Regions from separate parts of the Mus musculus genome. Here region 2 is linked to region 1. Evidence: chromatin loops called from intact Hi-C (ENCODE). Cell type or tissue: left cerebral cortex. All regions are shown on one strand. Links, peaks and the distances in the headings refer to the core of each region. The heading gives the core; the rest is flanking DNA.

What was found. Hi-C counts contacts between places; a loop is a spot of excess contacts. Peaks named below come from ENCODE experiments on the same cell type or tissue, not always from the same donor. Only the 100,000 strongest peaks of a DNase experiment are listed, where the experiment ranks them.
Region 2: a loop joins it to region 1, with 4 times the contacts of the local background. A loop is called at or near these places in 28 of 42 quality-filtered maps.

Annotation. Positions count from the first base shown.
Region 1 is chr11:113,172,844-113,179,127 of GRCm38, forward strand. The region is part of intron 1 of 2610035D17Rik (RIKEN cDNA 2610035D17 gene); the gene reads right to left. It overlaps LOC115487747 (a long non-coding RNA gene), which reads right to left and starts at 240. Exons shown (of 2, transcript XR_003949613.1): 1 at 110-240. In left cerebral cortex, for the core only: CTCF peaks have their summits at 2,655 (motif pointing right) and 3,516 (motif pointing right); DNase peaks (open chromatin) are centred at 1,660, 2,934, 3,526 and 5,713.
Region 2 is chr11:113,281,779-113,288,062 of GRCm38, forward strand. The region is part of intron 7 of Slc39a11 (solute carrier family 39 (metal ion transporter), member 11); the gene reads right to left. Among named protein-coding and RNA genes, the nearest start is that of Gm51927, 24 kb to the right of the region's middle. In left cerebral cortex, for the core only: no CTCF peak of the experiment used is centred there; DNase peaks (open chromatin) are centred at 1,757 and 3,402.

The sequences.
Region 1 (6,284 bases), core at 718-5,717:
GGCTTTAGCAGAAACTGGCAAAACAGCTCTGCACTCCTGTCCAAACTCTGCCGGCCCCACCCCGACCCACCACACGCTGGGATCCACTGCAACAGATCATTATACTCACTCTGGACAGGTACAGCCTGCTGAGTTTGTCTTAAGAACACATGAGCCACTAATGGATGGGTGACTGTTGGGAGCCGCCCCCACATTCGCCGTCACAAGATGGCGCTGACATCCTGTGTTCTAAGTGGTAAACAAATAATCTGCGCATGTGCCAAGGGTATTTTATGACTACTTGTACTCTACCTTTCCCGTGACCGTCAGCTCGGCCATGGGCTGCAGCCAATCAGGGAGTGATGCGTCCTAGGCGAAATATAACTCTCCTAAAAAAGGGGACGGGGTTTCCGCCATTTCTCTCTCGCTGGCATCTCTCTGGCTCTGCGCGCCCTGCGCTCGCTCGCTGCCTAAAGATGTAAACAATAGAGCGCGCGCGCCGGAGCTCTGGCTCCTAAAGATGTAATAGAAGGGGCTTTTCGTTTTTTGGGGCTGGGCGCTGGGCGCTTGCCCTCCTGGCTCCCAAAGATGTAAGCAATAAAGTTTTGCCGCAGAAGATTCTGGTCTGTTGCGTCTTTCCTGGCCGGGCGTGAGAACGCGATTAAGAGGTGACAGGCATGTTCTAGGACCCTCACCTTTTAAACCTCAGATGCTCCAGCTTCAGAACCTGACTGCCCAGGTGACCCTGTGCATGGCTCAGCTATGACAACACACACACACACACACACACACACACACACACACATACACACACACACACACACACACATACACACACACACACATACACACACACACATACACACACACACACACACACACACACACACATACACACACACACACACACACACACACACATACACACACACACATACACACACACACACACACATACACACACACACATACACACACACACACACACACATACACACATACACATACACACACACACACACACACACATACACACACACACACACACACACATACACACACACACATACACACATACACACACACACATACACACACACACACACACACACACACACACACACACAGAGAACCTAGAGATTGAAGCAGAGCAGATTAACCAGTGAAAATCACTTCAAAGAATGTGGGCTATGTCTCCTTGTTCAATCCCACAGGCCCAGGCCAGCAGAAGAGGCTCTCTCACCATGGCAACCACAGAAGCCTTAATGACCAACTGCTGTGTGCTGTAGCTGGGGTCTGAAAGGAAAGGCTAGAGCTCCCACAAAACCTAAAATTTGGTCCTGGAAAGAGTCCCCAACCAATGGCTGGTTCCAGGAACGCCCTACAGTGGGTTATCTTGTTGTCAGGGCAAACACACAGCCCTCTGTACCCAAGAGGAAGCCACAGAGCTGTAAGAGGCAAAGTCATGCTCCGCCCTAGGGTTTTCTATGATAGACTGGGTGTTTCTGATGAACCCCTTTCAACTTTTTTCTTGATACCACAGCACTATAGCAGCCAAAGGCTCGAACAAAGGAGTACAGAGTCACGCTCCTGGTAGGTCAGGTCCAGCTGTCTATTGAGGACAGTCATGCTGGGGCAGAGCAAAGCTATGGAGTTCCCTGGCCAAGGCCGGGGTTGGTTTTCTCATGAGGATGCCAGCCTTTGCCATTCAGCAGCAAAAGACATCTGCACTCCAGCGATCTGGAAAACAGGATGGTCCTCCTAATGTGTGCGACACTCGTCACAGGTCCCCACAAGCCTACTGCTGACAAGCCTGCTGCCAACCTCTCGTTCATAGAGGGAAGCGAAAGGAGAGACTTCCACCTCCCTTACCTAGACCAGTGGGGTTCCGAGGCCACCGGGACTACCACAGTGGGGGTGGGGTGGAGGAGGGGCTTCCATAAACACCAGGTTCTGGGCCCAGCACCACAGCTATTGAGCCCAAAGCTCAGAGGTGGGCGGAGCCAATCCCCTCCAACTGACTGAGATGACACCAAGTGGGGTCTAAGCTTCAAGGTTTTCCAAAGGCATCTACCACCACCCCCAACAGCCACCAATGTGTTCCCTGTATACCACAGTTCTTAGTGATGATGTCTGACACTCAGGATCCCCACATGGCCATCTAAAGCAGTGATGGGTACGTGAATCTTTTATCTAAAGATAGATCAAGAATTTTCTAGAGGATACTAAATTGTATTCTGGTCAGCCCAGCCACGGCAAAGGCTGTGGCCAAGTATTTTACCCTAGCTCTTTCAGTGGCTTTATCTTAGTTTTTCTTTCTTGATTTGTTATTTGATTGACTTATTGATTAATGATTGGTTTGTTCCGAGGATAAAACTTTGCACTGCACAGATCCTAGGCAAGTGTTTTACAACTGAGCTTAAACTCACAGCCATCCTTGATAGATAAGGGCAGCCACTCCTGCCCTTATTCTTGCTCATAAATATAACATTGTTTGAAAACTGCCTTTAACACCTCCGGTATGAGAGGAGGCATAGATATACTTAACAGTCTGAGACTTTACTAAGCACTGTCCAACCCCCGTGAGACAGGGAAGGGCAGGATTTTCAATACAGCAGAAAACTGGTAGATTTAGAGATGCATTTGTAATGATGCTACCTGGACACTAGAGGGCGCCATACCCCAAGAGTCTGGATGACCTGGCCCTGGCCCTGGCCCTGAATGGGCTCCACGTGTGGAAGTACAAAACTTAACAGGATAAAAGGTCCCAGATATCCTAGCTGCAAGCCTCAGGATGTAGACTCACATCCAGCTGCTGGAGTGACCAATCAGCAGGTTCCTGGAGGCCCGCAAAGAGGAGTCAGACATGTACCATATGCTCTACTTGCTCCTACGTATGCCAATCACCCACATAGCAAACATTTTCTTACACACATCTCTTTGCAACATTCCCAGACTCCCTTTGTCCATAGATGGGGACTCGGTGGACTCGGTGGCCAAGCATTTATCTCCCGCGTGCTTTAGGTCCCATCCCTGGCTCCACAGGGAGTCCACACTGACTTGCAAGCAGAATGCTGGGAGGCAGAGTTCCTGGATCAGGGAAGCCATAACCCTCTCCCACCCACCTAGGCAAGGCTGACGTCCCTGCCACCAGGCCAGTCCTGCAGAAATAACACAGCGGAGAAGTCACCATTTGCGCGTGGGTATGGGTGGGGGGCACATACTGAACGTTAGCACCCAAAGGCCCCTTCTTCGATATACTTAATAGTCTGAGACTTTTGGGGGGGGGGGGCTTTTCGAGACAGGGTCTCTCTGTATAGCCCTGGCTGTCCTGGAACTCACTTTGTAGACCAGGCTGGCCTCGAACTCAGAAATCCACCTGCCTCTGCCTCCCGAGTGCTGGGATTAAAGGTGTGCACCAGACTTTTCTAAAGCACTGTTCAACCCCAGTGAGAAAGGGAAGGGCCGGATTTTCAGTACAGCAGAAAACGGGTAGATTTAGAGATGCAATTGTGATGATGCTACCTGGACACTAGAGGGCGCCATACCCCAACAGTCTGGATGCCCTGGACTTAAATTTACTTTTTATTTCATAGAGTCTCTTGTCAAAAAACAACCTGCCCAAAATGACTCCCTAGCAGAGGGTGGCACCGTGTCAACCGCAAGAATAGGTCTGTCACAGCCCATGCAAGTCCCAATGAACAGAGACAAAATATAAAGAACCATGTGCTTTGCTCCAGAGAACATGCCATACAAAGACCAACCAAAGACCAACACTGCAGCCGTTCTGAGACTGACCAAGCAGAACTCGTGCTCAGAGCACTCATGCCGTGATCAACCAAGCATCGTGGTCCCAGCACTGAGCACCAGGTGGGACACTTCAGCCAGTCCTGGGGGACCTTTGTCTCCGGGCAAGGGCTCGGTCTCAGGAGCCACAGCAGGGGGACACTACAGCTGACCCTGAGGACTGGAAAGGCTGTAAAGAAGCCACAGGTAAGGGAGCAGGTACAGGTACAGGTACAGGGGACAGGGAGCTACTGCCAGGCCAGGCTGACTACCCAGCGTGGTGAGGAGGCCCGTGTCATGGCCCGCAGGGCTACTGTCTAGTTTTATTTGAACTCAGTAAAAAGAACACTTTCCAGCTAAGGAAACTGTTTGACTCTGTTGTGTTAACCTGCTCCTGTGAACAACACGGCTGTAAAACGGGACTTCTAATCTTGTTTTTAATGAGGACCCTAAAAGAGGAAAACGTGAACAGGGAGGGCCACATCCAAGAAGCACGGGCCCTGAATAATAACACCCCCTCTGGCACCCAGGACCCCTCCTTTAGATCGTAAGGCTTCTGGCCTCACTAGTCACAGCAATTGGTATCTAGAAGCCTCTTGCTGGCAGGGGACCTGACAACTGTCTTGAAGCCAACAGTGCCTGCAGGGCTGGGAGAGACAGGCGGCCACATGCAGGTGTCCCTCGATGTATGACCAACTTACAGCCTCTGAACACAATGGAAACCAAACATCAAAAAGCTACTTAATTCAGCCAGCTGGCCACACACCCCCAACTTAGGGGTGCAGAGCACAGCAGGCTGGGGGTTGTAGCTGGCTGCCCTTGCCCTGGGGTCACGGAGGCCACTGAGGATGGGGTCACATGACAGCCAAGCCAGGGAAGTACCCAGATTCCAATCAGAAGGCAGGCTTTGCACGGAGAGCATTTCGCTCACAGGACAGTAAGGTCAACAGCTCCAGAACAGTGCTGGGGACAGAATGCAGCAAAGGAGAGCCTGCAGAGCACGCATGAGGTCTGGGGTAAAGATGGGTGTGTGTGTGTGTGTGTGTGTGTGTGTGCGTGCGCGCGCGCACGTTGTGGCTTTGTTTTCTTGCTTTAATGGACATTTAAGCAAAGGAAAGTTGGAGCCTAGATGACCAATGAATGTTCTGGGTGTTCAATGAAGTAAGGAGTGTGGAATCAAACACAGGGCCAGCTCCCCTGGTGACCAGCCCATCTCTCTCACCTCCAGCTTTGACAGACACCGCCTATCCCGAGTTGTTCACAAAGAGGGCTGAGTAAACCGGAAACCCCAAGAAGAGGACGAGAGGAACCGGCAGGAGAAAGGACCTGCCTGTGGATGAGCAAAGGGCTGACAGGCAGTGCTGAGCGGCTGGAAGAGGGAAGAGAAGATGATCTTGGAGCGAGGTCCCCAAGCTCAGACACAGAGGATTGCTTAGAAAAAAAAAAAATGACAGCTTTTGTCTGGGTTTGAGGTGGCAGGCTCAGAAGATAAGAAGGAGGCCTGTGCCCAACTCCATGGGCTTCCCTCGAGTCTCGCTTGGGCACTGCTGAACACGCCTGGCTGAGCGGACCGTTCTCCCTCTCCACCAACCTCATGGGGTCTCAGGGAACTGCCTAAGGAGTTACCTAGCAATGCAGGACAGGATGGGAGTTAGCTCTGTGTTCCTGTTATTTACATTTTAAAAAGGTAATGCACACACACACACACACACACACACACACACAGCTTCTCATTCCACCCTGTTAGAACAAACCAAAACCAAAAAGATTAATCATTAAAACTTTAGAAACCTAGTACCTAGGCACCGGGGTAGCCCGAGGAAATAGCGGCTTGTTCTCAAGGAGATGGGGCAGAAAACCTGCCTCTGTATCAAAATGGGAACCTGCAGAATGAGCCCTGTGTCTCTGTCACAGCGATGTGATAGGGACATCTGCCAAGACTTTCAAGGAGACAGACGCTGGGTAGGTTTCAGCTTAGGCCACTGGCAACTCTCCTGTTCTCCCACAGTGCGCGCTAAGGGCCCTACTACCCATAGGCAGCCTGCTCACCTCCTGACACTTCTCAGCTACAAGCTCCTACCCCCAAAGGAATGACCCTTTGGGTTAAAAGCTCTGCAACCCCCCCACACACACACACACACACACACACAGTAGTTCCACACTTAGCAATCCATAAGCCAGGGCAGTTGGCTCTCGAGGCTGGGCCATGAACTCAGAAGAGGACAATGCAGCTTTTTTCTTTTGAGGAAGGTGTTTGCTTAACACTCTGCCCTCTGAAGGCCAAAGAGAAGAGCCGGGCTGTGAAGGCAGGACCAAGGATCAGCACCCAGAAGGCATCCCAAAGCCAACACCCCAGGGGGGTCTGCAGCGGAGGAGCACGGCATGAGCAGGGGGTGGGGAAATGCAGAAAGGGTCCCCAGAGCCTGCACATCCACTTACAGGGACAAATGGCCCTTAAGCTATAGCTGTGTGCCAGAGTGTTCCAAGAGGCTTAAAAGACGTGGAGCTGGAAAGCAGAG
Region 2 (6,284 bases), core at 738-5,737, 110 kb after region 1:
ACACAGAACCTGGTAATAAAAGCCTAAACTGATGAAGGCAGAACTGAGAAAGAAAAATAGGCAGAAGCTCAAAGATGTACGTTAAGCCCCTGGAGCAAACTGCGCCCGAAGCCAGGATCCTTGGACTCTTTTTGTGAATCAACAACTTCTCATTTTTTAGTTTGGGAAATGGTGAGCTGCTGTGCCTCAAAGTCCCGGTGTGTGCAGACACACCATCCATTGGCTTACAAGCAGGAGGTGGTGGGATGTTAGCACGAGCTTCGTGGATCATCTGTGTGTCTGCACACACGGGGACTTTGAGCCTTGGTCTCCTCAGTCTGTTCCCAGCAAGCCCAGCATCCTTTACCAAGCTTTGCCTCTTTCCCGTTTTTATTTATATTGTTTACAAAACACGGAGGCACAGCAGCTCACCATTTCCTAAGCTAATTTATTATTAGGCATGTGTATTGTATGGGACACACACACACACATACATACACAGAGATACACACACACACACACACATGCCAGAGGAAGATGCTGGGTGTCTCTTCTATCGTCCTCTTTCTTATTCCCTTAAGAGAGGGTCTCTCACTGAACCTTGAGCTGAACCTAGTGGCCAGCAGATGTTATCCTCCCATCTCTGTTCCCCATAGTGCTCAAGTTGCAGGACTACGCATGACCAAACTTGGCTTTTTCACATGGGTGCTAGCTGAGCTTGGGTCCTCATACTGTGTATGTAGCAAGTGTTTTTCACCCACTGAGCCATCTCCTAGCCAGGGATCCCAAAGGATTTGCTGGAACGGCACGACCTCTCTGTGGATACACTGCGCCTCTGACCTAGCTTGCTATTTGCAACTAAGGGTGACAGACTAGACAGACAAGGATACAGGGGTCGATTCGTCTTCTCTACTGGGAGGTTTTGACAAACAAAGGCTGGCGCCTTAAGTGACAACTGACAGACAGCCACCTGACCCAGCAGCAGAGACCGAGCTCGGTGCGTCTCCTAAGTGTGTATGGTGCAAGAACTATCTTCTTGGGTCAGTTGTCAATTTTATTAACTTGAAACTGACACCCTCCAAACATAAAGGAAGGACTGGAGAGGTGGCTCAGTAGTTAAGACCACTCACTACTCTTGCAGAATTTACAGCCCAAAATCTGTTCCCAGCATCCACTCCAGATAGTCCAGTCCCAGGGTGGGGGGCATCTGACACGTGTAGTATCTAGGGCACCTGCAGTCATGGGCACATACCTTGCCCTACACACATATGCATAGTTTAAAAAAAAATAAAAAGAGGAAAGACAGGGCAAGCATCCCCTACTCCTCTGTATATTTTTTTCCTCTGGTTTCCAATCTCCAGGAAACCCTTAGCAAGTTTCTGGTCCCTCCAGATGCATGGATGCCAGCCCTCTGCCACCCCTGAAGTATGGCACCTCAGGTGTATGTGTGTGTGTGTGTGTGAGAGAGAGAGAGAGAGAGAGAGAGGGAGAGAGAGAGAGAGAGAGAGAGAGCTGCCATAACTGGACCCCAGGGCACCCAGATGTGATTGTGTTTGCATTCCGACTGGTTGGATCACTCACGCCTTGTTTAGTCAGTTCCCCCCACAAACAATCACTCCTGGATGCATTTAAAACCCTGCGGTTCATCTGGGCTGGCTTCGTTTTGAGGAGAGGGAGAGTTCACTTGTCTAGGGCAAAGAGGGATGGATTGTGTAAAAGTGGCAGTGTTCCTGGCCGCCTGCCACCTTGATCCCTTCATTCTCTCCAGGGATGGAGACTGACTCCTCGTGGAAATGCCTCTGAGCCCTTCAGAAGTTCCCGGAGAGGAACCGGGGCAAACCCTGCTAAACACGAAGTGCTCCTAATGGCTTCTCGATTCTCAGAGAACGCTCTGGCAGAGGGGGTGGGAAATGTCTTGCCAGCCCAAAGGGCAGGGCAGCAGCAAAGCCAACACTTACTGAGCCTGTTGGTAAACAAACCCGGAGAAGCCAAGGGAGCTTGGCTTGTCCCCTCTTGCCTGTCAGACAGAATTTAATACCCCCTGTTCCGGCTTTTCTCCCTCCTGTGACCCAAGCTTGCTTAATTTCTGCTTACAGTGTGGGTCTCAGAGGGAAAGACGGGACTGGTCATAACAGAGGAGGGAGTTGCCTCTCCAGGACAGAACCTTATACCAGTGTGGTTTGTGACACTGTCTACTTTACAGGAGCCTAGACCCCAGCTCAGCCAGGTTTTAAATTAAAACCAGGAGGAGATCGGGGTGTAGCTCAGTCGGTAAAGTGCTTTCCTACTATCCAGGGAGCCCTGGGCCCAACCTTTAGCAACCTAGAAACTAGGTACAGTGTTGTATGCCTCTAATCCCAATGGAGACAGGATTAGGCCCATGATAATTCTCTATCATTGGGAGAATTGGAGGTCAGCTTGGGCTACTTAAGACTGTTTAAATAAATAAATAAACGACCCAAACTACCAACCAACCAAAACAAATAACAAAATAGAAACAGGGAAGCTGAGATGGCTCAGGAGGTAAAGGTGCTTGTCGCTAACCCTGACCTGAGTCCAAACACCAGAACCCACATAGTGAGAGAAGCGAACCTGCTCTCTCAAGCTGTCCTCTGAGCTCCATTCAAACCCTGATGCACGTGCCTGTGAGCACATGCTCCCACCCCCAAATAAGATGTAATAATAAAAGCTTGGAATGGCCCTGAGCTATGGCCTAGACATCAGAATTTAGAAAATAATTATGTGTATGGGTGTTTTGCCTGCATGCCTGCATATAAATACTGAATATCTGTGTACCTTGTGTATGCCGAGTGCCTACAGAAGCCAGAAGGGCATATCAGGTCCCACAGAACTGGAATTACAGAGGGTTGTGGCCCACCATGTAAGTGCTGGGGATCAAACCCAATGCCTCTAGAAGGGAAGCGAGAGCTCCTAACTGCTGAGCGATCTCTCCGGCCCTGGCCTCAGCCTTTGAAAGCTCTCCAGCTGACTGCAGTGTGCAGCCGAGGGTTCGAATCTATGTCTCCCCTAGTATGGCAGCTATGGATGGCTGGTGAACCCTGGAAATATGTAAATCCAGACTGAGATGCACAGTAAGCGGGGGTGGGGGGTGGGGGGGGTGGGGGGGTGGGGGGGGGTCCGGGAGGAGGGGAGAAAAGGGGTAGGGTTTCAGGGACTGTGAAAAAGAGAATCTAAGCCTTGTTATGAGTGAGGGTGCCGTGTGGATCTCAGCTGGAACAATGTTGATCTGTCCTCAGCGAGACTGGTACACATGTATGGGCAGGGACACGTGGGCGGTGCCGAGGGGTGGGTCAGAAGTGGAAAGAATCACTCAAGGGGAAGAAAGACCGGGAAAGAGCAAGCAAGCGTGTGTGTCTTCCAGCCATTTTAAGACATCATCATTTCCATTTATAAGGAGAACAAAGCCCCAGTGAGCCCCTTGACACGCCCACGCCCACGCCCACCGGGACACACACTTGTTCTGTTACAGGCCCATGAAGTCACTCTCAGTGATCGCGGAACGGCCAGGGAGGCAAAATCCACAGCGCGGGATAATTGGTGCCAAGCAAAATGCCAAGCCCCTTTCTGTCTAGTCTTCTCAAGAATGGCAAAAGCAAAAACGATCCTCTAACTACGCACAGCTAGAAGAAGCAAGAACGCAACAGGGAGAGGCGAGTCAGCAGGAGACAGACAGACAGACAGACAGACAGACAGACGGACAGACAACCAGGCATAGTTTCCGCAGGAACAGAAACTACACAGAAACGCCTTCTGCCTCCGTGCAGCTGGCTGCTGGCTGAGCCCACTGCCTGGGAACTGGCTGCTTAGTCGGACAGAACCCGCCTGCACCCTGAACCCTGGCTATTCTCTGTCCTTCAGCTGAGTGGCCCCCACCAGGTCTCACCTGTGATGGCTCATTTTTCTGTGTCAACCTGACTGGGCCACAGAACTCCCGGAGATTTGGTCAAGTATTCTAGATGTTTCTAACAAGGCCGTTTTTTTTTTTTTTTTTTTTTTTTAAGAGGCAACAAAAATTTTATCATTTTTGCTTTCCTTTGCTTTGCATTTTCTGGCAGGGTCTCACTGATGGCCTTGAACTTGCCTCTGATCCTTCTGCTCCAGCTCCTGGGTGCTGAGATCACAGCAGTGTGCACACTGGGTTTATCCGGTGTCAGGGGTTCTGCATTCTAGGTAAGTGTCTACATCGCTAGTCCCACAACAAACATTTTAATTGGTGATACAAAGCAGATTGCCTATTCTGATCTGGGGGCGGGAGGCTTATCCCAACATCAGGAAGTCTGAATAGAACAAAAAGACACCCCCCCAAAGTGAGAACGGACTCCCCCAGGGTGAACACCCTTTGGAATGGAAGGGAACCATCAGTTCTCTGGGTTTTGAGTTCCTCCCCACACTCTGAATTTGGACTTCCTGGCCTCTGTAATCGTGAGAGCCTTCTGATGCCTTCTGCTGTCTCCACACCCACATTTCCCTAGTGTTTCTCTAGTGGAGTCCTACGGACAGGGGTAGCATCAGGTCATCTCTCAGTCTGGTCTGCAGCCTACCGGATCATCTCCTAATGTCAGCCATGGTCTCTGACTTCCTGGGAGTGGGTGCTGGAGCTAGGACAGTTCCGTGGCACACACAGCTTCCTGGAATAATGGGAAGTGTACCCCAAAAGTGTGAGGGAAGTGGGCCTGGGAGAGGTGGAGTGTGGGACGTGAAGAATGAGTAGTTACTAGCTTGTCTTTTCTGCTGTACGTTTCCATCTTCCCACAGATGCTCTTACATCTGAATGATGCAGGATTCGACAGTTAGACTCGATTTCTTGATAAATCATGGCCAAAGATGGCCTTGGATTTACTTTCTTGCCTCTCCTGTTATTGTGTTTCCCTCCTACAGCTTCTCTGGCATTTTCTTGCTTGTCTCTGTTGCCCCAGGCTCTGCTTTCTAGACACCCAACTCCATCTTAGTATTTAAAATTCATTTGCCTCACTAGGAAATGACTGCTCTCTTGTTTGATGGGGGCCCTAATAGATACCCACTCCACATGATCTGACTTTTTTTTTTCCTATTATAATTTCGATAATTTTTGCTCTGGTTCTAATTAAACTGGCTGTTCATTTGAGAAGATGCATCAGGCCTGCCAACCACAATAGGAAAACACACGCAATCAAATGCAGAGTTGTGGACCCAGTTCTAACTGATACACCTAGTACACAAATCCTTGTACCTACAGTTCAGGAAGAGGGGGCAGAAAGACTAAGAGCCAGAAGGTTGGGGAGTTTGCTGTGAGGTTGTCAGAAGCTTAATTTATGAAGTTTCCCCATGACTAAGTTACATGTAGACTGTACTGAAACAGAGCTGAAGAAGGACCACACCAATAGACATGCTAATGTGGTCCAGAGAAAGCCCACAGAGCCCTAACCCTGCACAGAGAAGTACAGGCCACTAAGGAAGGTGGAGAGTGGGAGAAACAGTCTTCCCCAGGGAAGAGCATACCAACTGGTTATCCAATACCGAACGGTCGGTCTGAAAACATACAGACAAGTAAACATCCTGTAGACTGGGCAGGTTGTATTTTATACACATACACACACACACACACACACACACACACACACACACACACACAGAGAGAGAGAGAGAGAGAGAGAGACAGAGACAGAGAGACAGAGAGAGAGGCAGAGACAGAGACAGAGACTAAGAGAGAGAGAGAGGCCGGGAGAGAGATCCAAGGACTTCCGGCCTCTGTATTTCTATCTCTGCTCCCATTCTCCTAGCACATATTTGAGCTGACGTGCTGCAGGAGAATGGAGTCAGCCATCCTGGGTCACGTCAGCTCTTCACTCAAAGGTAGATCTCACTAACTCTTGAATGCTAAAAAATCAAAACACGATCAGAAGTCAGAGCTGGGGATGAACTCAGTTCACAGAATGCTTGTTAGTATCTGTGAGGCCTGGGCTCTGTCCTTGAGCCTTGGATAAAATAGTCTGGCGGCTCATGCCTGGGATATCAGCTCCTTGGATATAAAGGCAGGAGGATCAGAGGCTCAAGGCTATCCTTGGCTAAGTGGTAAATTCAAGGCCAGCCTGAACTACATTAATTCTTTATCTCAAAATAAAAAAAGTATATATAGTTTAAAGTTTCTAATGAGTTTCTGTTTTTAAAAAAATCAGATTTTTTAATAGAAGGTAAACTAACAGGCAACGTGGTAGGACCACCTGCAGATGGCCTTGGATCCTTCCCTAGTCATACCTGCCCGGGTACAGTAGTTCCCGCCCTGGTACATAGCAGCCCTGTGAGCT